7 separate regions of the Homo sapiens genome follow, and regions 2, 3, 4, 5, 6 and 7 are each linked to region 1. Evidence: chromatin loops called from intact Hi-C (ENCODE). Cell type or tissue: PC-9. All regions are shown on one strand. Region 1 holds the start of ATG16L1 (autophagy related 16 like 1). Region 2 holds the start of TIGD1 (tigger transposable element derived 1). Region 3 has its middle 11 kb from the start of INPP5D. Region 4 overlaps GIGYF2 (GRB10 interacting GYF protein 2). Region 5 overlaps GIGYF2 (GRB10 interacting GYF protein 2). Region 6 overlaps LOC105373929 (a long non-coding RNA gene). Region 7 overlaps MROH2A (maestro heat like repeat family member 2A).

Region 1 (4,000 bases):
GCTCATGCCTGTAATCCTAGCACTTTGGGTGGCTGAGGCAGGTACATCACCTGAGGTCAGAAGTTCAAGATCCGCCTGGCCAACATGGTGAAACCCTGTCTCTACTAAAAATACAAAAATTAGCTGGGCGTGGCGGTGCTTGCCTATAGTTCCAGCTACTAGGGAGGCTGAGGCAGGAGGATCTCTTGAACCTGGGAGGTGGAGGTTGCAGTGAGCTGAGATCACGCCACTTGCACTCCAGCCTAGGTGACAGAGCAAGACTCTGTCTCCAAAAAAAAAAAAAAAAAAAAACAAAAAAACCCAGTCTCACCATTAACCTGCTGTGCAACCTCAGAAGTTACCTAATCTCTCTTGGCCTCAGTTCCATGTGTGAAAATGGCAATAACAGTTCCTGCTTCATACACAGAATTTTGGGAAAGATAAAATAACACATGCAAATACTTACCACAGTACTAAAATTTGTCTGCACAGTAGTCATTTGGGAAGCATCAAAAAACACTGATAACTTGGCATGCAGTTCTAGGCTTAATCTCACACAAACACAAACACACACACACTGATACTTGTGTACTGTGATACTTGTGATTTAGTTGGTCTGGGGTGTGGCTTGGGATTTGTAATTTTTTAAAGATCCATAGGTGATTCTAATGTGGAGCTAAGTTTGAGAACTACTGATTTTGCACAATCAGAATGCAATATAAGGTAGCAATTATTATTCTGAATATCATCAACAGCATAACTTGAGAAAGTCGTCAGGTTTACTTTCAGACGCAGATGGAACCACCTTAGGACCATTATAATTTAGGTAAAGGTACAAACATTTTTGTACCCTTAAGCTGCAAGCAGTAAGGGGAAAGAAAACCACCTCTTTCATACTGAAGATTTCAGTAACAGTAAAGGTTCTGTCCCGCCTAAAAGATATTACGATATTAACACCAAGGTGGGGCCGGGCTCGGTGGCTCACGCCTATAATCCCAGCACTTTGGGAGGCCGAGGTGGGAAGATCGTTTGAGCGCAGGAGTTGGAGACCAGCCTGGGAAACACAGTGAGACCTCGTTCCAAAAAATTTTTTTTTAAAAAAATTAGCCGACCGTGGTGAAGCGCGTCTGTAATCCCAGCTACTCGGGAGGCTTAGGTGGGAGGATCACTTGATCCTGGGAGTTTGAGACTGCAGTGAGCCGTGATCTCCGCCACTGCACTCCAGGCTCGGCGACACAGCAAGACCCTGATCCCCTATCCCGTTTCCCCGCAAAAAAAACCACCAAGGTGGAGTAAGGGAAGTAAGTTTGAGGAATCAAAGGCCACCCGTTCCAGTGCATTGAGAAGGCAATGTTAATTCTGCGACTGAAAGTCAACGACCGTTTCATTAACATGACCCCATAGATGGGATGTTTCTGGGACCTATTTAAGTGCATAAGCATTGTATGAGCTACTGGGATTTACAAATACAAACACGAACTGTGCCTCCCCACAAAGATCGTACAATTTAATAGGGAAAATCCTCCAAAGATAAAACGCAGGTTAGAAAAAACATTTAAAAGGCGTGCGGCGTCCCAAGCGCGGGTTACCCGGGGCGGCCGCCATGCGTGCGGGCGGCGCCAGGGACTCGGCCTCAGGTTCCCGCTGACGCCCCGCATGCCTCCGCGGGGCCCGCCCGCCCCACTCCCAGCCCGCACCGGCGCCGCTCACACTGCAGGATGATCTCCTCGAACGCCTGTCTCTGCAGCCGGTCCCGGCGCCTCAGTTGCTCCGAGATGTGGCGCTTCCAGCGGGGGAAGTCAGCGGCGCGGAGGCCCGACGACATGTCACTTGCTGCCCCGGCACCTCAGCGCCACCAATGCGAGCGAGGGCTGACGGCCGCAGCCTGCAGCATGAAGCAACCAGCAGAAGCGGGAATGCCGGCAATCCCGGAGCTCACCTCCACACACTGGCAGTCCCCGAGGCCATCCGGGACGGTCTTCCGGCTCATGCCGGAAATGATTTTCGAGAGGGCCGGAAGACCCGCCCCCTCACCCGAAGCACGGGCTCAGGAGCCGGTGCCTACGCAGGGCGCTCGCTAGTGACGCCAGCCTGTAGCCGGAAGCGTCAGCTGCAGAGAGGTGGCCGCTTGGGGGCGTCCGGGCCCTGCGCAAGGCCCAGCGCCGGGCGGGAAGGAGGCAGGAAAGGGGCCGTTTCCGCCTGACTGCTTACTTTTCTTTTGCTGCTTTTCAACCCTTTTCGTGTTTTTTTTCTTGGCCTGTCTCCCCCCACTTTTATTTTTAATCGCAGTTTAGGAACAAATGGGGTTCCCTCCATAGTAGCTCTGTGGCTGTGGATGAGTGACAGCCTACCTAAGCCTCAGTTGTCTCATCTGTAAATGGGGACAGTAATGATACCTACCTCAGAAGGTTGTCACGAATAGTAAAAAGAAAAACCCATGTAATGCAGTCAGCACTGTGCTTGGTACAGGGGAAACCTAAGTTTACAAAGACACCTGGTGTCTTCCCAAGGCCTACCCTGACAGCAGGAGCATTGCCATCTTGGACAACTGCCACCATTTTAAGTTCCCCTTGATTAAGAAACTGCCTAAATCCAACCCAAAAACATCAGCCTAATGGCTAATGTCAGCATAACCAGAAACATTCCAACCCTAAGATAAACCCACTTCCAACCAGAAACATGCCAACCCAGAGATAGCCTCCCCTCCGGCCAGAGACTTTCCAACCCTGCAATAAACTTTCCCTCATACAGAAACATTACGAACCTGCAATAAGCTCACCGCTTCGTAAACCCTTAAACACCCTTAGTGTGTAAGAGAAAACGCTCCTGACCAAAATCGACAAGAAGCCCCTCTCAGGTTTATTCTCCAAAATAAACCTGTCTTTGATTGTTAAGCTGCTTTTCGTGTTTCTTTCTTGTTTCTTAACTCTTACATACCTGAAGTCAGGGTGCGTTGGGAAGAGTGTCCCACTGAACTTGGAAACAGGTTTTGTGGTTTGTTTGGGGTTTTTGTTTTTGTTTGCAATGGAGAAGAGAACTGGAAACGGGAGCTAAGAAAGATGTGAATTGTGTATCAGAGTTTGTCTTCATTGTTAGAATCCTAGAAATTGTGGCCTGACAATAAATGGAGCCTTAGAAGGTAATCTGAGGCTGTAGATGTTGAAAGGGGGAGATGAAGACACACTGGCTCCTGAGAAAGTTGTGTCTGTGAACAAGCTCAGTAGAATGGAAAACCCAGTTCTGTAATAGAGTTGCTGGAGCTCCATCTGCCTTTAACAATTAGTGAATTTACTGCATGAAAATGGAGCCAGACAAAGTAGTTGGCCAAAAGAGGAAAGGAATATCAGAAACTACCTTCTCTTCCAGTGTGTCTCAAGTCCAGAGGAAGGTCCTTCAGAGACAGATAAGAAGAACTTAGGCTGAGGAGAGGAGGACAGTCAGGCTTCTAGCACTGTAGTTGAAGATGGTTCACTGGTAGTCAGTATTGAGTGGACCTGAAGTCGTTGGAAGGATCCAATGGGATCAGAAATAGAAGTGACTTCCTCACACGCTGAAGAAAATGAAAAAGTTCTGAAAGTGACCGAGAATGCCTTCAAATGCAGCAGTGGCACCACCCTTAAAAGACCATTACACCAAATCTTGACAGTTGAGCATGTTAATTTCCCACATTTATGATTAAAATATGTTTCCAAGGTTGGGCATGGTGGCTCACACCTGTAATCCCAACACTTTGGGAGGCCAAGGTGAGAGGATCACTTGAGCTCAGGAATTTGAGACCAACCAGCCTGGGCAACATGACACAACCTGTCTCTACAACAATACAAAAAATTAGTTGAGTGTGGTGGCGTGTGCCTGTAATCCTAGCTACTGGGATGGGGCTGAGGTGGGAGCATCGCTCGAGCCTAGGAGGTCAAGGCTGCAGTGAGCTGTGATAGCACCACTGTGTTCCAGCAGCCTGGTCAACAGAGCAAGACCCTGACTCTCTCTCTATATATATAAAAATATGTTTACAAATTTGCAG
Region 2 (4,000 bases), 700 kb after region 1:
GAAAGCATCTTACGGTTTTACGTTATCAATAGGATCAATGGCAATGAGATCTAAGGACTTGATAGGTCTACCCCTTCTCCACAAAAGCAATTACAATCAAAGGTTTCATTCAGAGAAGTTGAGTCCATACAGTAACGGAGATTAGAGCTAATCTTTAATATGAGCCCATTAGATTATATACTACTGTACTCAGCTCCAGCCACTGGACATCTGGAAGGATTCTGGCAAACTGGAACATGTCCTTAAGAGCAATGTGGTAAAAAGTGCAGATTACTAGAGAGAGCAATGTGGTAAAGACTCCAAATATGCAGCAATGGCCTAAACACCGCAGAATTTCTGAATGAAAAACAACATAAAAAAATAAAACTAGGGGCAGGAGTGCTGTTTTCAACTGCTAATTTCAAATGAAAGAAAGCTTGTTTTTCTTTTTTTTTCCTGCAATGCTAGAGGGCAGATGTTAAAAGATTCTGGCTCAATACAATAGTTAATAATTCAAAGTAATTAAAATGACCCAGGTTCTTCAATCGTAGAAGAGGTAAGAAAAAAAAAGAGGGCAAGTTTAATTTTTCTCAAGAGGTGCTTGAACCAAGGTTACACAACAAACCTGGGATAGCCCTTCCTTTGTGTCGGGAATTAGTTAACCTCAGAGTCTCACTTTCCTCATCTGTAAAAGGAGACAACAAGATCCCCTTCACAGAATTGTTAGAGTAGAAATAACATATGAGGCTGGGGGTGGTGGCTCATGCCTGTAATCCCAGCACTTTAGGAGGCAAGGTGGGTGGATCTCTTGAGCCCGAGTTCGAGATCGGCCTGGGCAACATGGCGAAACCCCGTCTCTACAAAAAATACAAAAAAATTAGCAAGGTAGGGTGGCACATGCCTGTAGTCCGGCTACTCTGGAGGCTGAGATGGGAGGATTGCTGGTGCCCGGGAGGTTGAGTGGGCAGTGAGCTGTGATGACACCACTGCACTCCAGCCAGGGTGACACAGCGAGACCCTGTCTCAAAAAATATATATATATATGAAAAATACCTAGCAAGATCCCTGTGGAAGTCCATTATTACCATTCTTACTGCAGACTCCCAAATGATTTGGGTAGGCTTGAGCTAGATGACCCATAAGATGTCTTCTTAGGATGACATTTGATTTGTTCAAATCAGTGGAGGAAGGGGTATAAGGGTTCCAGAAAGCTCCACTGAGGCAGGATTTGGATCTGGAGCTAGTTGTTGCAGGGTTTACAATAGAGATGAAATGGGGCGGCAGCGGGGGAGAGGTTCGTAGAGGGACAGGCTCAGTTAAACAGCAGGATAGAGAAGAGGTCGGGCAAAGACTTTCTCAAGTAGCAGAGACCTCTCAGCAACCAGAAAACATTCCTGAGGACCTACCTGCCTGGAGTGTTGGAAATCCAGTATTCCCTGAATTTGCACAGTACTCTCTGTATTGGAAACACCCCAATTTCCCATCAAAAGCACCAGGTCACAACCTAAACTAATAGTAATTCCACTTTACGTTTATATCGCAATAGTTAGCAATGTTCACAAGCATCTTTAAGCATCGCTGAGTGTGATCTGACCCTTATCACACCCCGGCGTGGCAGCAGGGTCCTAGCCACTAATGTGGTTTGAGCAACAATGGCTTAGAGGCTGGGTAACTTTTCTACAGTCAAACAGATGGTAAGTGGTGAATCTGGGACTAGAAATCCAGGTTTTCGGATGAAGAGACAGTCGATTTACTAGACTACTAGAAGAGAGGAAGGAACATATTCTACCTCAAGATACAATCCTTGGAGGGGGATAAGTAAAGATACTTCTGCATTTTCTCTCTGTACCTCCAAACTGTTTGATGCTGAAACTAGAAACCGGAGCGGGCAGGAGAGGGCAACAAGTATACTTAGGTCTTGGCGAGTGTGTTGGAAGACGGGAACGGGAAGGGGAGGAGAAAGAAAGTAGGAAGAGTCTCAGGAAGATAATTCCTAAGCCAGCCTTCCACCGCGTCGAGGGCAGCAACCACATTACCTCATTGCATCCTCCAAACTCTACGACAAAGGGTGTTACCGTCCCCACTCTGCAGATGAGAAAACTGAGGCTCAGAGGGGAGAGGGAGTGTGTGGGGAAAGCTGGATTCAGAGGCAGCGCTGCCAGACTGCGGAAACACCCAAACCGCCGAGGTCCCCACCCCTCCACGTCGCAGGCAATCCGCATCCACCAGGGCGGGGCGTCCGAAAATCTCCCCCTACCGGGCGGCACAGCCACCCCTCCCCCGGGCCCAGCTCTTCGCCCTCGGTTCGGACGGCCCTGGGGTCTCCGGGACTCCGGTATCCATTGCTCCCCAGCCCCCTCCTCCCCGCCAGTCCAGGCCAGGTCCGGCCGCAGCCGGATCCCAGCAGGGAAGCCGGTGCCGCAGGGTTTGCGCCGCCCCAGCCCCAGCGGGGGCGGGCGCGGGGGAACTGTTCGGGGAAGGGGCCCCGGGGGCGGCCACGAGCCACTCACGCGTCGAACTTGTTGTTCATCCTCTCGCCGCCGCTGTCGCCACTGCCTCAGGGAGTGACTTCCGCTCCACCGGGTCCCTCAGCCTTGGGCCCGGGTACTTCCGGTTTTGCGCGGGGCGCAGCGGAACGTCGGCGCGCAGGCCCGGTTTGGAAGCGGCTATCTCGGGACGCCAGCTCAGGGCGGCTGCGCAGAGGGCTGGACTCAGCGGCGGAGCTGGCTGCTGGCCTCAGTTCTGCCTCTGTCCAGGTCCTTGTGACCCGCCCGCTCTCCTAAGGGAGCGTGTCCTGGCCCCCTCCCGCAGCGGCTCGGAAAAAAGGCAGCACCGCGTCGTTGACGGCGCGGGCTCTGGACTCGCTGCTTGGTAAAAACCTTCCTCTTCCTCCAGTGCGGGACGCACTCTCTGGTATCTCTTTTGACCTCCCGGAGGCTTTCCTTTGTCGGTCGCGGCGCCACTGTACTATGGCATACCTCGTTTTATTACGCTTCGCAGATAGGGCATTCTGAAAACAAATGGAGGGTTTGTGGCAGCCCTGAGTCCAGCAATTGTATCAGCGCCATTTTTCCAACAGCATGTGCTCACTTGGTGTCTCTGTGTTACATTTTGGTAATTCTCAAAATATTTAAAACTTTTTCATGATTTCTGTGTCTGTTATGGTGATCTATGATCAGTGATCTTTGATGTTGCTATTGTCATTGTTTTGGGGTGCCACATACAGCGTCTTTTATAAGACGTGGAACTTAATGTTGTGTGTGTTCTGACCGCTCCACCCACAGACCGTTCCCCATCTCTCTCCCTCTTCTTGGGCCTCCCTATTCCCTGAGACACAACAATATTGAGATTAGGCGAATTAATGACTCTGCAATGGCCTCTAAGTGCTCAAGTGAAAGGAAGAGTCGCACATCTCTCACTTTAAATCAAAAACTAGAAATGATTAAACTGAGTGAGGAAGGTATGTCAAAAGCCGAGATAGGCCGAAGGCTAGGCCTCCTGCGGCAAACAGTTAGCCAAGTTGTAAATGCAAAGGAAAAGTTCTTGAAGGAAGTTAAAAGTGCTACTCCAATGAACACACGAATGATAAGAAAGCGAAACAGCCTTATTGCTGATATGGAGAAGGTTTTAGTGGTCTGGATAGAAGATCAGACCAGCCGCAACATTCCCTTAAGCCAAAGCCTAATCCAGAACAAAGCCCTAACTCTCTTCAACTCTATGAAAGCTGAGAGAGGTGTGGAAGCTGCAGAAGAAAAGTTTGAAGCTAGCAGAGGTTGGTTCATGAGGTTTAAGGAAAGAAGCCATTTCCATAACATAAAAGCACAAGGTGAAGCAGCAAGTGCTGATGTAGAAGCTGCAGCAAGTTATCCAGAAGCTTTAGCTAAGATCATTGACGAAGGTGGCTACACTAAACAACAGATTTTCAATGTAGATGAAACAGCCTTCTATTGGAAGAAGATGCCATCTAGAACTTTCATAGCTAGAGAGGAGAAGTCAGTGCCTGGCTTCAAAGCTTCAAAGG
Region 3 (4,000 bases), 200 kb after region 1:
TAAATGCAGTTCCTGCCAACAGCCACTCTTTCCGTGGCAATTACGTGGCAGCTTCTTCCCAGCTCCACGTTCTGTTCCTCTTCCTCTCTGCTTCTTCAGCCAGTAGTTCTCTGAACTAATGTGCCAAAACAAACAAACAAACAAACAAAAACACCCCACCTGGTTGGTCCCAGCTTCATTTCCATCAGAATCTGCTTCCCAGCATGGTCTTCCTCCTGCCCCCTCCTCCTACTTGGCCGGACTGGGTCTCAGGAAGCCCCAGGTTTTCTTGACTGCATCCTCGCCAGCTCCTAAAACTATGGGGAAACATCTCTGAAATGGCTCCCCACTCTTGCCCTTCCAGCAACTATCCCTGCCACCACCCCTACCCGGAAGCATCACCTCTTCCCTGGACCATTCCAGCCTTGCAGGCTACCCGAAGCAGGTGTCTTTCTCTGATGCTCCGCCACTCCGTGGCATATCAGCACTCCTTTATCTCCCCCACTCTGCCCCGCCCCCGCCCTAGCCTGCACAACCTGCCTGCTCTTCTCTTAGAGCCTTTTCCTATCACGACTTGCACTATTTTGTGTGCACCTCTCTTCTCCTCTCATTAGATTCTCACCTCTGGGAAAATGCAGATCTGTCTTGTTCATTGCACGCTGCAGCAGCATCCGGCTCATGCTGCCAGGCAGTACGCACCTGTCTTTGTCAGCTTAGGCTGCCATAACTAAGTACCATAGACTGGATGGCTTCAGCAACAGGCATTTATCTTTCATAAGTCTGGAGGCTGGAAGCCCAAGATCAAAGTGCCAGCATGGTCATGCTCTGAGGAGGGCTCTCGTCCTGACTTGCAGGTGGCCGCCTTCTCACCTTGTCCTCCTGTGGCCTTCCCTCCTCTCCTCCTTTTTTTCTATGGCCACCAACCCTGTCAGGTTAGGACTCCATCCTTGTGACCTCATTTAACTTTAATTACCTCCTAAAAGCCCAATCTCCAAATACAGTTACACTGGGGGTCAGGGTTTCAGTATATGAATTTCAGGGGGCGGGACATAACTCCCCTAAAGTACCCAGTACCAGTCCATAGCAGTACCCAATAAACATGTGTTGAATTAATAAAAATGGCCAATATCTATCTACCAGCTAACCACGTGGAAGCACTGCTATGCTCTCTACACGAGTTGCCTCGCTCAATCCTCATGGACAACCCACAAAGGGAAATCCTATTATTATGTCTATTTTACTGGCAGGGAAATTGAGACCAGAGAGGTTAAATAATTTGCCTGCAAGTTAGTGGCAGACCTGAGAATCTAGCTTACATCTGCTTGATCCCAAAACCTCTGTATACGCTACACACCTTAAGTTAAATGAGCTGGAACTTCTGCGCTGGGCTCTGCAATGCATAGGGCCTAGAGCCTCCGGCCTGCTCACCTATACTCTCCCCTGCATCCTCTCCTGTCTGGAAGCCTCCTGGCCTCCCACTGTTACTTTTACACAGACCATTATTGGAATTAGCACAGATAAAGAAATTACTGGGTCTAAGCCCAAGGGGCTGGTCCCCAGCACACAGAAGTGTCAGATGACCATTTTCAGGGTCCTTGGAGATGCGTGTGGCATGGACATTTAGAGGAAATTCCCTCTGGAACAGAAGCATGGGTCTCATCCTACCTTCTAGGTTTTTACTGTGAACTCAAAGATGGCTTGATGAAGCTGGGTGCAGTGGCTCATGCCTGTAATCCCAACACTTTGGGAGGCTGAGGCGGGCGATCACTTGAGGTCAGGAGTTTCAGACCAGCTTGGCCAACATGGAGAAACCCCGTCTCTACTAAAAATACAAAAATTAGCCGGGCATTGTAGCAGTTGCCTGCAATCCCAGCTACTCAGGAGGCTGAGGCAGAAGGATTGCTTGAACCCAAGACGCAGAAGTTGCAGTAAGCTAAGCTCATGCCACTGCACTCTAGCTTGTGCGACACGGCAAGACTCCATCTCAACAAAACAAAACAAAACAAAACAGAACAAAAAGATGGCTTGAAGCACACTTGCTGGAGGTGTGGGAGAGGGAACCAGGGCCGGGGTGGTGGTTAAACCTGTCAAACTGCACATCCCACCCCACCCAGAGGTGATTGGTCTCATTGCAATTGTGACCTAGTTAATCTCCCAAATCTTCAGTTCCAGATCTTCAGTTTGCAATCCAGACTGCAAAGAACTGTGCAGGTTCACCCTAAAGCCTCCCGTTCATCCCGTGACTCCCCTGCTGAGTGATTCCAACAGCTGCTTACTGCCTGTAGGACAAAGTGTGAAATCCTTGACAGTACTTACAAGACTGGAATCTGACCATTTCCTGACTTTTTCTTATTTCCATTCCACCCCTGAGAACTTGGCAGGAGTCCTTACTCCATACCTGGATCCAGCACCTCCTGCCAACTCTACCCATTGTAGCTGCAGCCCAGGGAGTGCCAGCAACTCAAACCTTAGCCTCCCAATCACACTCCAGCCCTCGGGCTGTGATTGCTTCCCCTTTCATCTCTGGCCAGCCCCAAGCCCTGCCCTGACCACCTCCTGTTCCCTCCTCTCCATCACACACATCTGCACAACCTTTGTCCTCCCCATGCCCCTCAACTCCCTCACAGCTCCTTCTTCTCCCGCCACACCCAGCCAAAGGGGCTGCTGGTGTGGCCAGAGAAATGCCTCTGCCAGGCAGCGCAGCCCAGGACAAAACCCGGCTTCCCACTAGCATGGAGACCAGAGCCTTCCAGCCTCTCCCCTGCCTTCTCCGTTGGCTGCGGCACCAAAGCCTGCATTTTTCCAGTGGACCCCGCTTCCCTACCTCACCTCCCCACGCTCCTCAGGCTAGCTCACTTCCAGAAGCCACCAAACATTAAAGCCCCTCACTATTCTGCCCACAGATGCTAGATGGGTCTCCCAGGCTGCTTTCCAATGCGTCCACACCCGCCTCCATCCCATTGTCCCCAGGGGCTCCTCCAGATTCTCCCCTCCTGTGGCTGGGATTGGCTCCCACAGCCACCCCCACACCTCTGGATTTTCTCCCTCTCCTCCCCACCCACTCCTTCCCCTCATCCTATAAGCGAGCTTAAGATTTTTCCATGTTATAAAATAAAAACTTAAAAAATCCTCCCTGACAAAGGTTCTCAGTCTTGGCTGAAAGTCTGAAAGGCCCCACCCCAGACCAATTAAATAAAAATCTCTAAGGTGGGGCCAGGACCTCCCCAGAAGAGTGCCTTGGGTGGCCAAGACTGAGAGCCACAGCTCCCTGCCCTTTCTTCTTGTCTGGGTATCACCTGGGTGATTTTGGAATAAATTGGGGAGCTTTTGGAATAAATTGTCCTCACTCAGCCTCCTACAGCAGCCTTGTCCCCACCCCCAACCCTCCCACCAAAACCTTTTGCAGCAGCTTCTTTCTCCCAGCACCCCATCATCATCATGACCCCTCTACAGTGAGCAACCCTGCAGGCCTCTCCCTCCCTCTCAAAATCCTTCCTGTTGCTCCCCCAAGTTCTACACCTTCCTCCCTGAGCCCCCTTCTTCCCAGGCTTTTGTCCTTGGTCATCCCTTTTGTCTCCTCCATACTCTCCCAGAGCATTTTCCTCACTTGTGGCTTCCAAATCTGTATTTCCGGTCCTGACCTCCTTCAGATCCACACTTCCTGCTGCCTGTGAGGACACCCTATAGACACTTAAAAGCTCTGTCATCTGAATTTTCTATCTTTACACCGAAAACCTGTTCTTCCACACACATCGCCTATCTAGATTGCTGTCACCAAACTGGCTTCTCCCAAGCCAGAAACCACCAACATCTTCATCTCTGCCCCCTCTCTCACCACCCACATCTGATGGATCATCGAGTTCTGGAGCTCCTTGGAATCCATTCCCTTGGCGGCAGCCCCACAGTCCCAGCCTTCTTTGTTGCCTGGACTATTTCGAGAGGGCCTTTGCTAGCCCATCCTCCTCCCGCCTCCTCCTCCAGGACACCCCACTCGCATCTCTGACTCTGTCCCTGCATGCCT
Region 4 (4,000 bases), 490 kb after region 1:
TTCTGTAAGGCATTATCACTCATTTTATTATGAGACTAATGAGATCTGAGAGCTTAGAATAACCATGATCTTCTGATTGCAAATCCTGTACTCTTTAAACTACTGTTCATCCCCTCTACATATTCATGGCAAAAGTACTGAATCAGACAAGGATGGGAGCAGAGGTCTTGACAAGCCCCCCATGATTATGTTAATCCAACAGTCTACAATATGGCTAAAGCTAACAATAAACTATCTACCTAGTCTGTTCCCAATTTCCTCATGCTACACACCTTTAATTTTTTTTTTGACAGGGTCTCACTCTGTCACCTGGGCTAGAGAGTGCAATGGTGTGATCACGGCTCACTGCAGCCTCGACTTCTTGGGCTCAAGCTATCCTCCCATCACATGATGGCCTCCCAAGTAGCTGGGACTACAGGCACATACCATCATGCAGGTCTAATTTTTGTACTTTTTTGTAGAGACATGGTTTCACCATGTCTCCCAGGCTGTCCTGCCTTGGCCTCCCAAAGCACTGGGATTATAGGCATGAGCTACCACACCTGGCCTTAACGGTTTTCATTAATATAAATATAACTACGTATTCCCAATGCCACATTCATAAATGAGAAATTTTAATTATTGATATCTTTAAGTTTTTAACAGAAACAGTGATACAAAGCTGACTGTTAAAATTACTTAGTTTTTAAAACAATCTGCAAGTCAGTCTGTGAATGGTATTTACATATTTAACATTTGTTTATAAGAAATATTTACCACTGCCCGGTACAGTGGCTCATGCCTGTAATTCCAGCATTTTGGGAGGCTGAGGCGGGTGGATCACGAGGTCAGGAGTTCAAGATCAGCCTGGCCAACATAGTGAAACCCCATCTCAACTAAAAATACAAAAATTAGCCAGGTGTGGTGGCACGCACCTGTAGTCCCAACTACTCGGGAGACTGAGGCAGGAGATTCACTTGAACCCGGGAGGCATAGGTTGCAGTGAGCCGAGACCACACCATTGCACTCCAGCCTGGGTGACAGAGTCTCCAGCCTCTGAGACTCTGTCTCAAAAAAAAACAAAAAAAAAAACAAAAAAAAAAAGACATGATTAACACTATCAGTTATAATCATGCTCTGGAGAACTTTTTTAGCACTTGTAGGACTTGGAACTTGTAATAATTTTCATAGTACCAATTCATGGTACCATGAATTGGCATTATTTTCTCCTCAGATGTTAATACCTACTGGTAGTTTGTAAGGTAGTACCTTTAATCAGCTAGGAAGCTCATCTTAACAGTATAAATTCTTTAAATATAAATTATGTATTTAAATACAAATTTAAATACAAATTATGATTAATTCATCATAAACAATGGAATCCTGTTCCTTTATTATGTTCCTCTTCAGTGGCTACCTTAACTGCAATTTATCTGAGTTATTTTTTTTTTTGTTCTCATCACAAAACAAGAAAAAAAAAAAAGGACTATACAGCAAAAAGGCCAAATGAATAAATTAGTAAATTAAGAACATTCATAGTTTTGGCCTTTGTTCTCTGATACAAAAGCAAAGATTTTAGCATTTGCCCTATTTCTTCTCATCTGTGAGATGCTATCTACACTAGAAAAAGAGTTAGTAGATTGGTTCCTAACTTGAGTCTTCAGTTCACAAATTGGCCTTAATAAAGAATATATGCCTTGCAGAGAACACACAGACCAAGTCAAGTAAATCCTAATGGCTGTATTCATCATCTCTGGTTTCATGCAGTAGAGACTTCAAATAACCGTGGAAGTTTAAATGCAGGAAATGCTGCAGCCCCATCTACTGGAGAGGTGCAGGTAACTGAGTCAATTTTTAATAAATTTATCCTTATGTGTGTAGGTAAGAACCTTACCTACATCTTTTCGTCCTGGTTTTTCAAAACGTCTGTCACCCCTGGAAAAGAAAAAATAAGTTTCAAACAAAGTCTCACAGTGATATAGATTTCCTATCTGTGACACTCACTTTCCCATTTTTCTAAAAGCATTTCTTCTTCAAATTACAAAACAAATAAATACATAGTTATTGCCTAATATTTCGAAAATATAGAAAAGCACAAAGATAAAAAGAAAAATATCCATCCCCTCACCTACCAAAAGCTGTTTCTATTGACCCAAAATATTATTTTTTAAATTAGATACATAGTATACAGTTTTATATACTGCTCTTAGAATGTGTTTTCCCACATCATTAAATATTTTCAAAAACACCTCTAATGCTCATATTAATATCCTACTTTGTGGATATACAATTATATAAGGCCAACATCAATCTGTTTGGCTTATTTCAAATTATTTTGTATTATAAATATCATCATAGTGAACATTCTTGTACAGATATCTTTGTGCAATTGCCCCCACTCATCTTGACAGACTTCATATAAAGCCACAAACAATATAGAGAGAAGATACTTTTACTAATACCAACAAACAATAACATGACAATTTGGTATTTGCTATCAAATACCAAATCAAATTAACTATGCTGGCACTCATATATTAACCTATCTATCTAGAATCCGTCTTCCTTTAAATAAGAATCATTTAAAAATTTCTAATGTACAACTTGATGTTCAATACTTAAGAGCATTTTTTAAAATGAAACCCTTTAACTGTACAAAAACATTTCTCCCCGCAGAAAGCAAAAAATATAAGTTTTATATGCCAAGAAATTTTTATGCCAATATGTGGATCCAGTTACCTTTCCTCCCAGCTCTGCGATCTATGCATTTCTCTGCCACCTCCTCGACCAAAAACACCCTCTACTTCATCAAAACTTCTTTGGTAGAAACCACATTCACCTCTGCCTCTGCCTGAAAATAAGAAAACAGAAAAAAATGATAGTCAGATGTCAACATGTGGCACACATTCACCACCATAAATTAATATCTAAAGTTCTATCTCTATACAAGGCAGGACATCTACATTTAAATACTGAACGAGGCCTGATGATCTTGACTTATGAGACCAACAATGGCATTGAAGTAGCTGGACCACAAGAGGCTGAAAGAAACAAGTTAAAAAAACTAACATAATATAATGCAATAGACCCAGTCCTGAACAAGAAAGTATCAACTTTAAGTTCTTTAACGAACAGTTGAATAGTGAAATTCTAAGAAGTTCAATAAAACACTACCGTAGATTAAATATTTTATTGTTTTATTTTCATAAAAATGGAAGAAATCTTGGTTTAGAGAGTTTAAGAAGACAGGGGCTAAAGTTAAAAAGTCAAGCATAAAAGTTAAAATAATTTATCTAATCCCAGAGAAAGGATAACTTAATAGCATCAATTCTAAAACCATCAAACCTCATGAATGCCATACAGGGTATATTACAGAGTAACCAAAGGTACAGTTTACTCTACACCCAAATCTTGAAGTTAAAAAGAAATGTATCAGGACTAAACTTGAACCAACAAAGCTGGTAGAGTGTCTGGGCATAGGGATTGAGAGGCTCTCTCTGGTGGTTCAAGCATAAACTGGCCTTTACTGAAGGCAATTTGGTTAGATCTATTGACATTTGATTCAACAATTCTACTTAGGATTTATCCTAATAGAAATAGTTGTACAAAAATGCAAATATATATGAAGATGTTCACTGTAATTAAAAAAAAAAACTAGAAATCTAATCAATAAAGGATTAGCTACATAAATTCTGATAAAATACAGTAGAACACTATGATGCCACAGCAGATTAAGCACGGACATTATTCTGTTCAATAACAAGAACATACTGAAGAATGATGCATATAAAAATTATTCCATTTATATAAATGATATAGCTGCACCGTTAGGGTCAAGAAGGCTATATATCCAATTGTTAGGTCTGGAGGCAGAAGACCGTATGCACTTTTAGCTTCATACTTTATGTACAGTTTTCCCAACAAACATTTGTATTCAATACACAGGTGAGAAAATGAGAGGAGGGGAGGAGGGGTGGGGGTCCAAGGATGTATTTGTAACTAGGTGAAATCTTAGCCATCG
Region 5 (4,000 bases), 400 kb after region 1:
AATGTCCTTATTCTAAAAGCAGTTCTGTTAATATTAGCTGGGTTTTCTGCAGCCTCTTGTTTTTTCATGTTCAAGTTTTCAAATAAATACACATTTGAAATGTAACAGTAATAAACAAAAATGCCTTACATAAAATACCTTAATTAACTGACTCAAAAATATCATGATTCAAAAAAATAAACATGCCTATTTATTAACCAAAAAAGCTGTGGTACCAACTGCTTACAAGACCAAATATAGGGAGAGGCTAGGATTCCAAACCCCATCCTGAGTTTGACCCCATCAACTGTGTTCCAATAACCCACAAGTCTTTTTCTTCCCCCTTGAAAATAGTGACAGCCTTAGTGTTTATATATATATACATATATATGTATTTTTAAAGACAAGGTCTCACTCTGTCGCCCAGGCTGGAGTGCAGTGGTGTGATCTTGGCTCACTGCAACTTCCACCTCCCAGGCTGAAGCGATCCTCCCACCTCAGCCTCCCCAGTAGCTGGGACTATAAGCGGGTGCCACCACACCCAAGTAATTCTTGTAATTTTTGTAGAGACAAGGTTTTGGCATGTAGCCCAGGCTGGTCCCCAACTCCTGGATTCAAGCAATCCGCCCACGCTGGCCTCCCAAAGTGCTGGGATTACAGTCATGAGTCACCGTGCCTGACCCTAATGTTTATGTTTTTAAAGTAACAGTTAATTAGGCAAGTACAAGAACCTAAAGGCCAGTCTATGAAATAAAATACTACTTTATTCTGAGGCAGATTTTTCATTGACTTCACGTGTATCTTAAGAACAGATAAAATGTGATAAAAGGCAATAATGAACTATATGCAAAAGAAGTGGAAGTGTAATTTAAAAGCTAAATTAATTTTACTCATGCAAAGACAGGAAGGGAAAAGTCTGTGGCCAAAAAAAGTTGATTAATATGTTAATTATCAGTCTAGGCTTTTAGCAAACAGACATATTCTCATTTAACTGTCATTTAAAAAACCAGCAAGGTATGCATTCATCCTTTGGCTGAATGCCATTCTTTATCAAATTCAGCCATTTGATGTAAGGGAAAGTTCTGGGTACTGTGAAACCCAAGGCAACACAAACACGGATTCAATCCACTATGCCTGGCTCTAAAGATGACATTCTGTGAGGTTCAGAGCATAGTCTCACTCACATGAGTTCTTTAAGATTTGTGAGGTTGTTCTTACAAGGAAAGTCTGGGGAGAAACTGTATTGTGTGTTTATCACATCTGAGTGCAGGTTGCTGATTCACAATGACCACCTGAAGAGCTCTAAAAAAAGAGGAAGCCAGCCGGGCACGGTGGCTCACCCTTATAATCCCAGCACTTTGGCAGGCCAAGGCGGGCAGATCACGAGGTCAGGAGATCAAGACCATCCGGGCCAACATGGTGAAACCCCATCTCTACTAAAATACAAAAAGTAGCTGGCGTGGTGGCACGCACCTGTAGTCCCAGCACTCGGGAGGCTGAGGCAGGGGAAATCACTTGAACCCGGGAGGTGGAGGAAGCCTACTGAAGATAGGAGATACTGGAGAATATTGATAATTAAAATGAGGCTGTGGCCCCCTCTGCTGGTTTGTTTTAGAAGCAAAATTCTCTTTCCATCAGTGACTGCTTTTTCAACGAAGACTTCCCATTTTCCCATTTTATGCATGGGGAATGTGTAGCTAATGGATAGTTATTAATTTTTTCTCAGTATACAAATTATATGAAATATGTAAATTAAAAAGTAATAAATGAAAATGAAATAAGTATAGGACAAAAATGAGCAATTATGAGAGGAATTTCCAGAGTGAGGTTTAGGTGAGCAGTAATTTTCATAACCTCAGTGAGTATCCTCAATACTTTGTTCAACGTTTGTTTTTCTTCCCCTTCAAGGTATATGGATTCCTTAAACTCTACTCCTAGGATGACCTATCTCCCACACCCTTATAGTGAGGTTTTTAAAGTCCCTTCCTTTCTTAGATCTATAAATAGAAGATGAGATCCAAGGGAATATTTAAGTCCAAACGGTCTGACCTCATTTTCAGAGCAACCTTTTCCCTAACAGCCTATCCTCAAGTCCCAAAGCTTCTTAGCTAGAACCCACAGTTAGAATTTAAGGAATGTTTTAAAATCTATTCACCAATTTCATCCAAATTGGAAAAAATTTCAGGCTGCTCCATCCATCCTTATCAACTTTTGAGACAAGCAGAGGAAAACAGAATTGCACCAGATCTACAAGTTCCCAAACCCAGCTTTCAGGCACCAATTCTTTGTTATTATTATTTTTAAATAATATTTTAAACATTATTATTTTAAATTATTATTTTTTTGAGACGGAGTCTCACTCTGTCGCACAGGCTGGAGTGCAGTGGCGTGATCTCAGCTCACTGCAACCTCCGCCTCCTAGGCTGCTCAAGTGATTCTCCTGCCTCAGCTTCCCGAGTAGCTGGGATTATAGGCACCCACCACCACGCCCAGCTAATTTTGTATTTTTACTAGAGACGAGGTTTCACCATGTTGGCCAGGCTGGTCTCCAACTCCTGACCTCAAGCGATCCACCCGCCTCAGCCTCCCAAAGATCTGGGATTACAGGCGTGAGTCACCGCGTCTGGCTTCAGGCACCAATTCTAAAGGACAGTCCTAAAAGTTAGGTTTTACTGTCATGTTGTTTTCACCAGGGCTGGAAGGCTCTGAGGGAAAGAGAGAATCCTACCAAGGGTACAGTAAGGTTACCACCTGCCTCTCACTGTGCGGGGTCTCACGCTCTTCATGATGTCCCACAGACATTTCAAACTCAACCCAGTCAACACTCAATTCCCCTCAGCCTGTGCCATGTTCCACTGCTTATCATTTCACAGCAAATGGCAACACCATCCATCCATCCTGGTCCCCAAGCCTGAGACCTTTCCACTCTTCTTGTCCAGTTAATTCTATCCCCTACATTTCTGAAATCCATCTAACTCCTTTTCATCCCCACTACCAAAACCCTATTCCAAGTCACTGGTATCTTTTACCTAGTCTATACTGCAGCCTCCTCACTGTTCTGCCCTCCTGACAGGACAACAACCGGAACTTCCATCCTTGCGAATGTATTCTATTGCAGACAACATGGTTTTATAGCCACTAATTTTACATTCACAAATAGAAAATAATTTTAGGGCCGGGCGTGGCGGTTCACACCTGTAATCCCAGCACTTTGGGAGGCCAAGGCAAGAAGATCACCTGAAGTCAGGAGTTCAAGACCAGCCTGGCCAACATGGCAAAAACCCCTCTCTACTAAAAATACAAAAATTAGCCAGGTGTGGCGGCATGTGCCTGTAGTCTCAGCTACTCAGGAGGCTGAGGCAAGAGAATCGCTTGAACCCGGGAGGCAGAGGTTGCAGTGAGCTGAGATCACGCCACTGCACTCCAGCCTGAGCAAGAGTGAGACTCCATCTCAAAGAAAAAGAAAAAGAAAAAAAAAATGTTAGTTTCATCACTGTTGCAAAAAACATGGGCAGCCTATACTGTTTGTTATTCCTGAAACAATATTCCCCATCCTTTCTGCCATTCTTTCAAAGCCCAAATTCAGATGTCACCTTTTCAGAGAAGCTAGAGTGCAGTGGCATGATCACAGCTCACTGCAGCCTTCAACTCCTGGTCAAGGAATCCCCCTGCCTCATTCTCCCAAGTAGCTGGGACTATAGGTGGGCACCACCATGCCTGTTTTTAAAATTTTTTTTAGAGATATGGTCTCGCTACGTTACCCCAGCTGGTCTCAAACTCCTGGCCTCAAGTGACCCACCTACCTCAGCTTCCCAAAGTGAGCCACCGTGCCCAGCCTGCCTTGCATGGTCCATAATGCTAGATAAAAATAGCCGTGGGTAACACAGAAGGGTGGAAAGAAAACAGGCCTGCCTTGAAATCCCAGCATCCCATAGCAGAAAGCTATGTAACACTGGGAAATGTTCTCAATCTCTGTGCCTTGGTCTACTCATTATTGGTGAAACTGGTATGTCACCTCATA
Region 6 (4,000 bases), 650 kb after region 1:
ATAACAATAAAAATCATACAAATAAAAAACAATACAGCAGGACAACTATCTACATAGCATTTACATTGTATTAGGTATTATAAGTAATCTAAAGATGATTTAAGTATATGTAGGTTATATGCAAATACTACACCAATTCATTTATTTATTTATTTTGAGATGAAGTCTCGCTCAGGCTGGAGTGCAGTGACCCAATCTTGACTCACTGCAACCTCCGCCTCCCGGATTCAAGTGATTCTCCCACCTCAGCCTCCTAAGTAGCTGGGATTACAGATGTGCACCACCACGCCAGGCTAATTTTTGTATTTTTAGTAGAGACGGGGTTTCACCATGTTGGCCAGGCTAGTCTTGAACTCCTGACTTCAAGTGAACCACCTGCCTTGGCCTCCCAAAGTGCTGGGATTACAGGCATGAGCCACCACGCCCGGCCTACAGCAATTTATATAAGGGACTTGATTCCATGGATTTGGTATGGGAGTCCTAGAACCAGTGCCTCCTCAGATACTGAGGACTGTAGTTCCATATTATCTTGTTAGTGGTTACCTTCAATTCATTTTATTTGACTTTTAATTAATTAATTAAAAAAAATAGAGACAGGGTCTTGCTGTGTTGCCCAGGCTGGTCTAGAACTCCTGGACTCAAGCTGTCCTCCCGACTTGGCCTCTCAAAGTGCTGGGATCATAGGCGTGAGCCACCACGCCTGGCCCTAACCTTAAATTAAAAAAAAAAAAAATTTTAGCCTGTATTTTCTTTCCTTTTTTTTTGAGATAGGGTCTTGCTCTGTTGCCCAGGCTGGAGTGCAGTGGCCCAATCACAGCTCACTGCAGCCTTGATGCTGGGCTTAAGCTATTCTCTCACCTCAGTCTCCTGATTAGTTGGGACTATAAGCGCATGGCACTACACCCAGCTAATTTTTTTTTTTTTTTGAGACATTCTCGCTCTGTTACCCAGGGTGGAGTACAGTGGTGCGATCTCGGCTAAGTGCAGCCTCCGCCTCCCAGGTTCAAGTGATTCTCCTGCCTCAGCCTCCCGAGTATCTGGGGTAACAGTTGCCTGCTACCACGCCAGGCTTTTTTTTTTTTTTTAATTTTTAGGAGAGACGGGGCTTCACCATGTTGGCCAGGCTGGTCTTGAACTCCTGACCTCAGGTGATCCCCACCCGCCTCGGCCCCCCAAAGTGCTGAGATTACAGGCCTGAGCCACCGCGCCCAGCCCGACCGGCTAATTTTTAAATCTTTTGTACAGATAGGATCTCACTATGTTGCCCAGGCTGGTGTCAAAATCCTGGGCTCAAGTGATCCGACTGCCCTGGCTTCCCAAAGTGCTGGAATTACAGGCATGAGCCATTTAGAAATAAAATGGGCCAGACGTGGTGGCCTGGACCTGTAGTCCCAGCACTTCGGGAGGCTGAGGTGGGAGAATCGCTTTAGCCCGGGAGGTGGACGTTGTAGTGAGCCGTGATCGCGCCACTGCAGCCTGGGCGACAGAGCCAGACCGTCTCAAAAGAAAAAACATAATAAGAAAAAAAAAAAGTTATGATGTGTCTCCAGATTGGGGTGTGCCACTGAGGCCCATTCCGTGCACCCCAACTTTATTTTTTTTTAATTTTTATTTTATTTTATTTTTTTGAGACGGAGTCTCGCTCTGTCGCCCAGGCTGGAGTGCAGTGGCGCAATCTCAGCTCACTGCAAGTTCCGCCTCCCGGGTTCACGGCATTCTCCTACCTCAGCCTCCCCAGTAGCTGGGACCACAGGCGCCCGCCACCACGCCCGGCTAATTTTTTTTTTTTTTTTTTTTTAGTAGAGACGGGGTTTCACCATCCACAGGATGGTCTCGATCTCCTGACCTTGTGATCCGCCCGCCTCAGCCTCCCAAAGTGCTGGGATTACAGGCTGAGCCACCGCGCCCGGTCGCACCCCAACTTTAAAGATGAGGGTCGGTGCAGGTGAGGAACCTGCTCAGGGTCCCCCAGCCCCAGCGCCGGGTCTACCCACGACTGGGAGCGGAGGATGGCGGTGAGTAAAAAAAGAAACCTTCCTCATTCACTGACATTCCAGGGGAGGACGATGGGGACTTCAGCACACCCTGGGATTGCTGCAGGCTGGGGTGTCTCTCAAGAGTTTCGAGTTTAGATTCTCTGGGAGACCAGCCGGCGCGGAGAAGGCTTAAAAGCCCAGCCGATCGCAGACCGTGCGCGGGGCAGGGAAGCGAGGGCCGGGAGTGCCCTCCGGTGGCGAAAGCCAGGAATTACCGCGCACCTATTCTGGACCAGAGTAAAAATCGCCTGGAAAACGTCGAAAATCGTAGACTCTCAAGGGTGAAAGGGGATTTAAAGAGCACTTACTGCAACTCTCCCATCGTATGTCTGGGGACTGTCAGCGTTACAGATCTTGGCCTTCACAGGGACAGTACGGAGAAAGGCAAGCAGCCGCCAAGGCCGGGGTATCCGCCTGCACTTAGCGGGGCTCTCGGAAGCCGGCCTGGGGATGAGCCAGGCGTCCTCGGGCCTGGTGCTGGCGCCTGGCGCGCCCTCTGCTGGATACCGCCGCCTTGTCAGTGACTCGAAATTTGCTCAGAACCGATTTTTTTTTTTTTTTTTTTTGATATGGAGTCTCGCTCTGTCGGCCAGGCTGGAGTGCAGTGGCGCAATCTCGGTTCACTGCAACCTACGCCTCCCGGGTTCAAGCGATTATCCTGCCTCAGCCTCCAGAGTAACTGGGATTACAGGCGCGCATCACCACACCCAGCTCATTTTTGTATTTTTAGCAGAAATGGGGTTTCACCATGTTGGCCAAGCTAGTCTCGAATTCCTGACCTCAAGTGATCCTCCCACCTTGGCCTCCTAAAGTGTTGGGATTACAGGCGTGAGCCACCGCACCCGGCCCCGAACCGAATATCATACCCACAGCATTATTCATTCAGCAATGTTTTTCTGGTACTGAGGAGCCACGTCCTTACGGCGAGAGGAAGCTGGGGGGCCACAGAGCAAACTGTCTGATCACTTGGTTTCTAATCCTTCCCTCCCTCCCTCCCGCCCTCCCTCTCTCTCTCTCTCTTTTTTTTTTTTTTAGACAGAGTCTCGCTCTGTTGCCCAGGCTGGAGTGCCGTAGCGCAATCTTGGCTCACTGCAACCTCCGCCTCCTGGATTCAAGCAATTCTCCTGCCTCAGCCTCCTGAGTAGCTGGGATTACAGACCCATGCCACCACGCCCGGCTAATTTTTGTATTTTTAGTAGAGACGGGGTTTCACCATGTTGGTCAGGTTGGTCTCAAACTCCTGACCTCGTGATCCACCCGCCTCGGCCTCCCAAAGTGCTGGGATTACTGGCGTGAGCCACCACACCCGGCCTCTTTTTTTTTTTTTGACGGAGTCTCCCTCTGTCGCCCAGGCTAGAGTGCAGTGGCATGATCTCGGCTCAGTTGCAACCTCTGCCTCCCAGGTTCAAGAGATTCTCCTGCCTCAGCTTCCCGAGTAGCTGGGATTACAGGTGCGTGCTGCCACGCCTGGCTAATTTTTTTGTATTTTTAGCAGAGACAGGGTTTCACCATATAGGTCAGGCTGGTCTCGCACTCCTGACCTCAGGTGATCCACCCACCTCAGCCTCCCAAAATGCTGGGATTACAGATGTGAGCCACTGCACGCGGCCTGGCCCCTAATTCTTTAACATCCCACTAAGACAGGGGGCTCTGGCATAGCATCTGGGTGTCTGACTCCATCACCTCTGGGGAAGAAAGCAAAGGTGGTGAGAAGACGCTGGAACCGGCCAGCCCTGGAGGCGGGGTCGGCTGGGGCACCTCCTTCCTGGCCTCTGCGCCTACTAGACGCCTAGGCTGGTAAGGTGCTTCCTTATCTGTAAAATGGGACCACAATGATCTGGCTATCAGGGCTGGGAAGGCTTGAATGAGCTTATGTACTCGGAAGAGCCTGCTGGGCCTGAAGGGGAAGGGCACTGTGGGAAGCGTGGTGTCAGTGCCAGGACTTAGGGAGAAAAAGAGGCCTC
Region 7 (4,000 bases), 580 kb before region 1:
TTATTGTATGGAAGTTACATTTTAACACAATGCTATGGTTCGGATGCCATTTGTCTTGAAATTTAATTGCACATGTAATTGTTAGGGGGTGGGGGCCTAGTGGCAGGTTTTTGGGTCATGGGAGTGGACACCCCATGAATAGATGAATGCCCTCTTGAAGGAGTGAGTTCTCACTCTCTGTGAGAGCGGGTTGCCTTTGCACCTGCCCACTCACCTTTCTGCTTTTCCACTGTGTCTCGAGATAGCACAAGGCCCTCACCAGAAACCAAGCAGATGCCAACATCATGCTCTTGGACTTTCCAGCCACCAGAATTAGGAGCTAAACAAACCTTTTCTGTATAAATTACCCAGCCTTGGGTATTCTGTTTTAGCAACGCTAAACATACTAAGGCAGATAACTTCCTCCTTTTTTCTGGCTTCTGCTGTTACTTTTAAAAGAAAAACTACCATACTCTCAGGATAAAAAAAATACTGTACTGTCTTAAATTTTGCTCTCTCCATTTAGGTCTATAAACCATCTGGAAATGTTTCTGCACAGGCATGGAAGGAGAGCCAATTGTACAGATGTACAGCTGCCTCCTTGTACTCTATCGAATGGTGCACTCTCCCCACTGCATCAGTGGTGTTCAAGCTTGTTTAGCAGCAATACTCTTTATCACTGGGCAGGAAATCAAGTCACCATTTGCTCCACAAAACAGTTTGAAGACCACTGTTCCAGAGAAGGCTTTAGCACGGGTTGGATTTTGGACAGCATAGCAGCTCTCTCCTGTTGATGGGACCCCGGATGGTGAATTCCTTTGGCAGTTGGACTGGGAACAGTTTGGAAGTCCTGGTTTACCTGCTCTGGGGACACCTAGACTATTCTGATGGCCTGAGCATAGCAAAAGCCTTCCCCACACTGCCCCTCTCTTCCCCTACATGTTCTTAGACATGGGGCTAATTTCTCCTTTTTGACCAGCAGCCAAATTCTGTTCCAGGCCTCACTGGGCTCCAGTTGCAACAGTCCAAACTTAACTTTGGTAACTTTAAGTCGCAAAGGGAAGGGCCTGGAATAAATGTCAGTTCCTCCATGCGGCCTTTCTGGATTGTCTCCAGACTTGCACACCCACCCTCCTGTGCCACTGTAGCACTTGCACCCTGGCTGCAGTCCTCCCTCTGATGTGTGTTGTGGTTAGGTGCCTTTCCCTTTAAGAAGTGTCCTGGCCTGGCACGGTGGCTCACGCCTGTAATCCCAACACTTTGGAAGGCCAAGGTGGGTGGATCACGAGGTCAGGAGTTTGAGACCAGCCTGGCCAACATGGTGAAACCCCATCTCTACTAAAAATACAAAAATTAGCTGGGCGTGGTGCTGCGCACCTGGGCTGAGGCAGGAGAATCACTTGAACCCAGGAGGTGGAGGTTGCAATGAGCCGAGATTGCGCCACTACACTCCAGCCTGGGCGACAGGGCAAGACTCCATCTCAAAAAAAAAAAAAAAAAAAAAAGAAGAGTCCCTGGAGACAGATGGGACACTCTAGGCCTCCCCTCACCGCTTGGCACAGTGCCTGGCCTTAGGCACGCTGTCAGCATGCGTGTGGATGAACTCCGAGTGAAGACACAAAGCTAGTTTCCGACCCTTTGGGCCAGTGGGCTGTCAGACAAACGTACTTGGGGGGAAATCGGAAATGAAGTGGCTCATTAAGGCCAAAGTTCCCTTTGCCTCATTGTCTTGGTTCTGGGCTGTCACCACCTTACAGTCACAAGTCTACTCCAACGACAGTGGAGGTTTATTTCAACGGAAGGAAACAAAAGGATACTAGTTATTTTACAATAGTGTTTTTCCTACAAACTAAACTTCTTACAAACTAAATTAAAAAGGGCTTGCATTTGGCACTAAGAAGACAGTTTACGTCTTATGTTTGGACCACCTAGGACATTCCTTGGGGTGAAGCCAGAAACCCATGCTGACTACAGCTATCCAAGACTGTGAGCGTCTCCAGGGCTGCCCTCCTGACCCCGGGATCCGGGTCCAGCTGTAGTTCCTGGAGGGCTGAGAGAGAACACAAAGAGGGAAGGTTCAGGCCCCGCCCAGTCAGGACCACATGCTGCATGCCCTGGGCAGTGATGGCAGGCAAGGGCCGCAGAAGGTGGGCAGGGGCAGACGGGGAAACTCCTGTGTGGGAAAGCAGAGGACTGCAGGTGGAGCTGTTTCAACACACATCATAGCTCTCAGGGCTTCAGTAACCACCCTAACAGGGACAGAAATCACCCACAGAACCTGATAGCAGCATCAGGCCAAAAGCATTTCATAAGAAGCTATGAATGGGAGAAACAGCCCAGGGAATGAAAGGGACTCCACCCATCAATAGCTGTCGTCCTGGAAAGGCCTCCCCAGGTGCATCTCTCTGCCCTGGTTGCACTCCCACCCCCCCGAAACCCCACAGCAAAGGGTCCTCTGGCTCTTCCCTTGAAGCAGTTTCTCTAAGCTCCCCTAGTGAGTTGGTGAGTCGTGGACTCAACATCTAACACTCTCCACTACTCACAATTCCGTAATGCTGGGAAGTCCAGCTTTTTCAGATAATGTGTAGACATCTGCTTCATAATAATTCCTAAAACAATAGCCAAAGAAATGCTCATCACGCGAGTATTAGGTCAGCAGGCAAGTCGTCCTGTGGTTTACTTACTTTACGTTATGAGAGCATTGATGAAAGATTTTGTTGAGCCCACGTTGGCAGGGAGGAAGCCAAAATCAAAACGGGATAGAAAGCACAGTGCAGGGCTTAGACCTGAGCTCTGGTCTCAGCTTGCCACATGCCTCCCACTCATGATCCACCCTTCCCCCGAGTGCCGGGGTGGACTAGAGGGCCTTCAAAGTCTATCTTGAGTCAGGAGACGTCTCTCTGCTCACCTGCCAAGTTGCAAGCAGCGATTCTGATTCTTGACAAGTTATTTTTAACATAGGCCATTGTTTCTAGCAAGAAGCGGTAGAGAACAGCCGGCTTTTTCCGAGTCTGCAAAAAGTAAGTGATACACACAGCTTTGGAGGATGAGACCCTGACAATGGGCTGTCATTCATCAAGCGTGTTCCCATCACCAAGATGCATCAGAGAGGGCAAGCGCCCATCCCAGCGTCACACAGCAGGTGAGTAGCTGGCAAGTGAAGGACCACTGGCCACCAGTTATATTTTTCATATCCCATCTGACCAGAGAACCTGTGCTGTCCAACATGGTAGCCACAAGCCATGTGTAACCCTGCAGCACTTCAAGTGTGGCTGGTCTGAATTAAGGTAAAGTGCCCCCTGGGTTTTAAGATGGTACCCCAAAAATTGTAAAATATCACAATAATAGTTTTTATACTGATTACATGTTGAAATGATCATGTTTTAGTTATTTGAGTGAAATAAAATACATGAAAATTAGTTTCACCTCTGCACTTTTCTGGATGTGCCTACTAAAAGAAACATCAGACAGCTGAAATAGGCACATGACTTGCCTTCTATTTCTGCTGCACAGTGCCGGTCTCGACATGGCATGTGTGGAAGGTAAACATAGGGCCCCAAGAAAGAGCTGTGGCAATCTCGACCCCCCAGCTCCAAGCCAGCGTGTGGCCACCTGGGACGGGCTGGTTCCCCCTTTGGCTTCCTCACCAGGATGGAGCACATGGTTGTCTGGAAAACGGTCATCTTGTCATCAGTAGCGGTATCACTTGGCCCTGAGGGATGCTCCAGGGACTTCCAGCCCCAGAAGTGCACACACTGAAACATGGTAGCCATACAGGCCTGCAGGGACACAGGACGGCAGCAGAGCCATCAGCCAGGCCACGTGGTTCCCCAGAGGGGTGAGGCTGGCAGGAAGCCAGAGGGCAGCCCCAGAAAAGCCTCACCAAGCCAAAGAAAGGCAGGGCTGGTGGCTCCTGGGAGGCCACCTGGGACCTGGGCCCCTGCCAGCTTGAACATGGCTGCAGGTACATTTATAGAAAGCCCCTTGGGGGCAGATGCAGCCCCACCCGCCCCCTCAGCCA

What was found. Peaks named below come from ENCODE experiments on the same cell type or tissue, not always from the same donor. Only the 100,000 strongest peaks of a DNase experiment are listed, where the experiment ranks them.
Region 2: it touches region 1 in a loop (9-fold over the local background); 5 of 110 quality-filtered maps call a loop at or near these places.
Region 3: a loop joins it to region 1, with 5 times the contacts of the local background. A loop is called at or near these places in 18 of 110 quality-filtered maps.
Region 4: it touches region 1 in a loop (12-fold over the local background); 22 of 110 quality-filtered maps call a loop at or near these places.
Region 5: it touches region 1 in a loop (13-fold over the local background); 89 of 110 quality-filtered maps call a loop at or near these places.
Region 6: a loop joins it to region 1, with 8 times the contacts of the local background. A loop is called at or near these places in 75 of 110 quality-filtered maps.
Region 7: it touches region 1 in a loop (8-fold over the local background); 3 of 110 quality-filtered maps call a loop at or near these places.

The regions. Positions count from the first base shown.
Region 1 is chr2:233,249,632-233,253,631 of GRCh38, reverse strand. It overlaps ATG16L1 (autophagy related 16 like 1), which reads right to left and starts at 1,959. Exons shown (of 18, transcript NM_030803.7): 1 at 1,690-1,959. The coding sequence starts at 1,804. RefSeq lists an enhancer at 1,672-2,371. In PC-9, a CTCF peak has its summit at 2,113 (motif pointing right); DNase peaks (open chromatin) are centred at 341 and 2,001; H3K4me3 peaks cover 2,055 bases; H3K27ac peaks cover 3,516 bases.
Region 2 is chr2:232,549,234-232,553,233 of GRCh38, reverse strand. It overlaps TIGD1 (tigger transposable element derived 1), which reads left to right and starts at 2,677. Exons shown (of 1, transcript NM_145702.4): 1 at 2,677-4,000. The coding sequence starts at 3,352. It overlaps EIF4E2 (eukaryotic translation initiation factor 4E family member 2), which reads right to left and starts at 2,545. Exons shown (of 7, transcript NM_004846.4): 1 at 2,490-2,545. The coding sequence starts at 2,509. MIR5001 (microRNA 5001) reads left to right here and starts at 2,661; the gene lies at 2,661-2,760. RefSeq lists a silencer at 2,165-2,534. In PC-9, CTCF peaks have their summits at 2,216 and 2,423; DNase peaks (open chromatin) are centred at 2,173 and 2,583; H3K4me3 peaks cover 2,831 bases; H3K27ac peaks cover 2,051 bases.
Region 3 is chr2:233,047,754-233,051,753 of GRCh38, reverse strand. No RefSeq gene overlaps it. Among named protein-coding and RNA genes, the nearest start is that of INPP5D, 11 kb to the left of the region's middle. In PC-9, a CTCF peak has its summit at 1,970; a DNase peak (open chromatin) is centred at 2,243; H3K27ac peaks cover 1,668 bases.
Region 4 is chr2:232,759,310-232,763,309 of GRCh38, reverse strand. It overlaps GIGYF2 (GRB10 interacting GYF protein 2), which reads right to left. Exons shown (of 29, transcript NM_001103146.3): 7 at 2,719-2,830; 8 at 1,874-1,914. Among named protein-coding and RNA genes, the nearest start is that of KCNJ13, 15 kb to the left of the region's middle. In PC-9, CTCF peaks have their summits at 1,613 and 1,818 (motif pointing left); a DNase peak (open chromatin) is centred at 1,789.
Region 5 is chr2:232,850,872-232,854,871 of GRCh38, reverse strand. All of the region lies in intron 28 of GIGYF2 (GRB10 interacting GYF protein 2), which reads right to left. Among named protein-coding and RNA genes, the nearest start is that of SNORC, 17 kb to the left of the region's middle. In PC-9, a CTCF peak has its summit at 1,512; DNase peaks (open chromatin) are centred at 581 and 1,187; H3K27ac peaks cover 2,063 bases.
Region 6 is chr2:232,604,518-232,608,517 of GRCh38, reverse strand. The region is part of intron 2 of LOC105373929 (a long non-coding RNA gene); the gene reads left to right. It also overlaps a transcript of EFHD1 not described here. Among named protein-coding and RNA genes, the nearest start is that of EFHD1, 27 kb to the left of the region's middle. RefSeq lists enhancers at 2,433-2,602, 2,643-2,692. In PC-9, a CTCF peak has its summit at 2,334; DNase peaks (open chromatin) are centred at 2,267 and 2,537; H3K4me3 peaks cover 1,119 bases; H3K27ac peaks cover 256 bases.
Region 7 is chr2:233,831,167-233,835,166 of GRCh38, reverse strand. MROH2A (maestro heat like repeat family member 2A) reads right to left here. Exons shown (of 42, transcript NM_001394639.1): 39 at 3,627-3,758; 40 at 2,888-2,990; 41 at 2,523-2,588; 42 at 1,749-2,029. The coding sequence ends at 1,908. Among named protein-coding and RNA genes, the nearest start is that of HJURP, 21 kb to the left of the region's middle. In PC-9, CTCF peaks have their summits at 1,939 and 2,141 (motif pointing right); a DNase peak (open chromatin) is centred at 2,216; H3K27ac peaks cover 708 bases.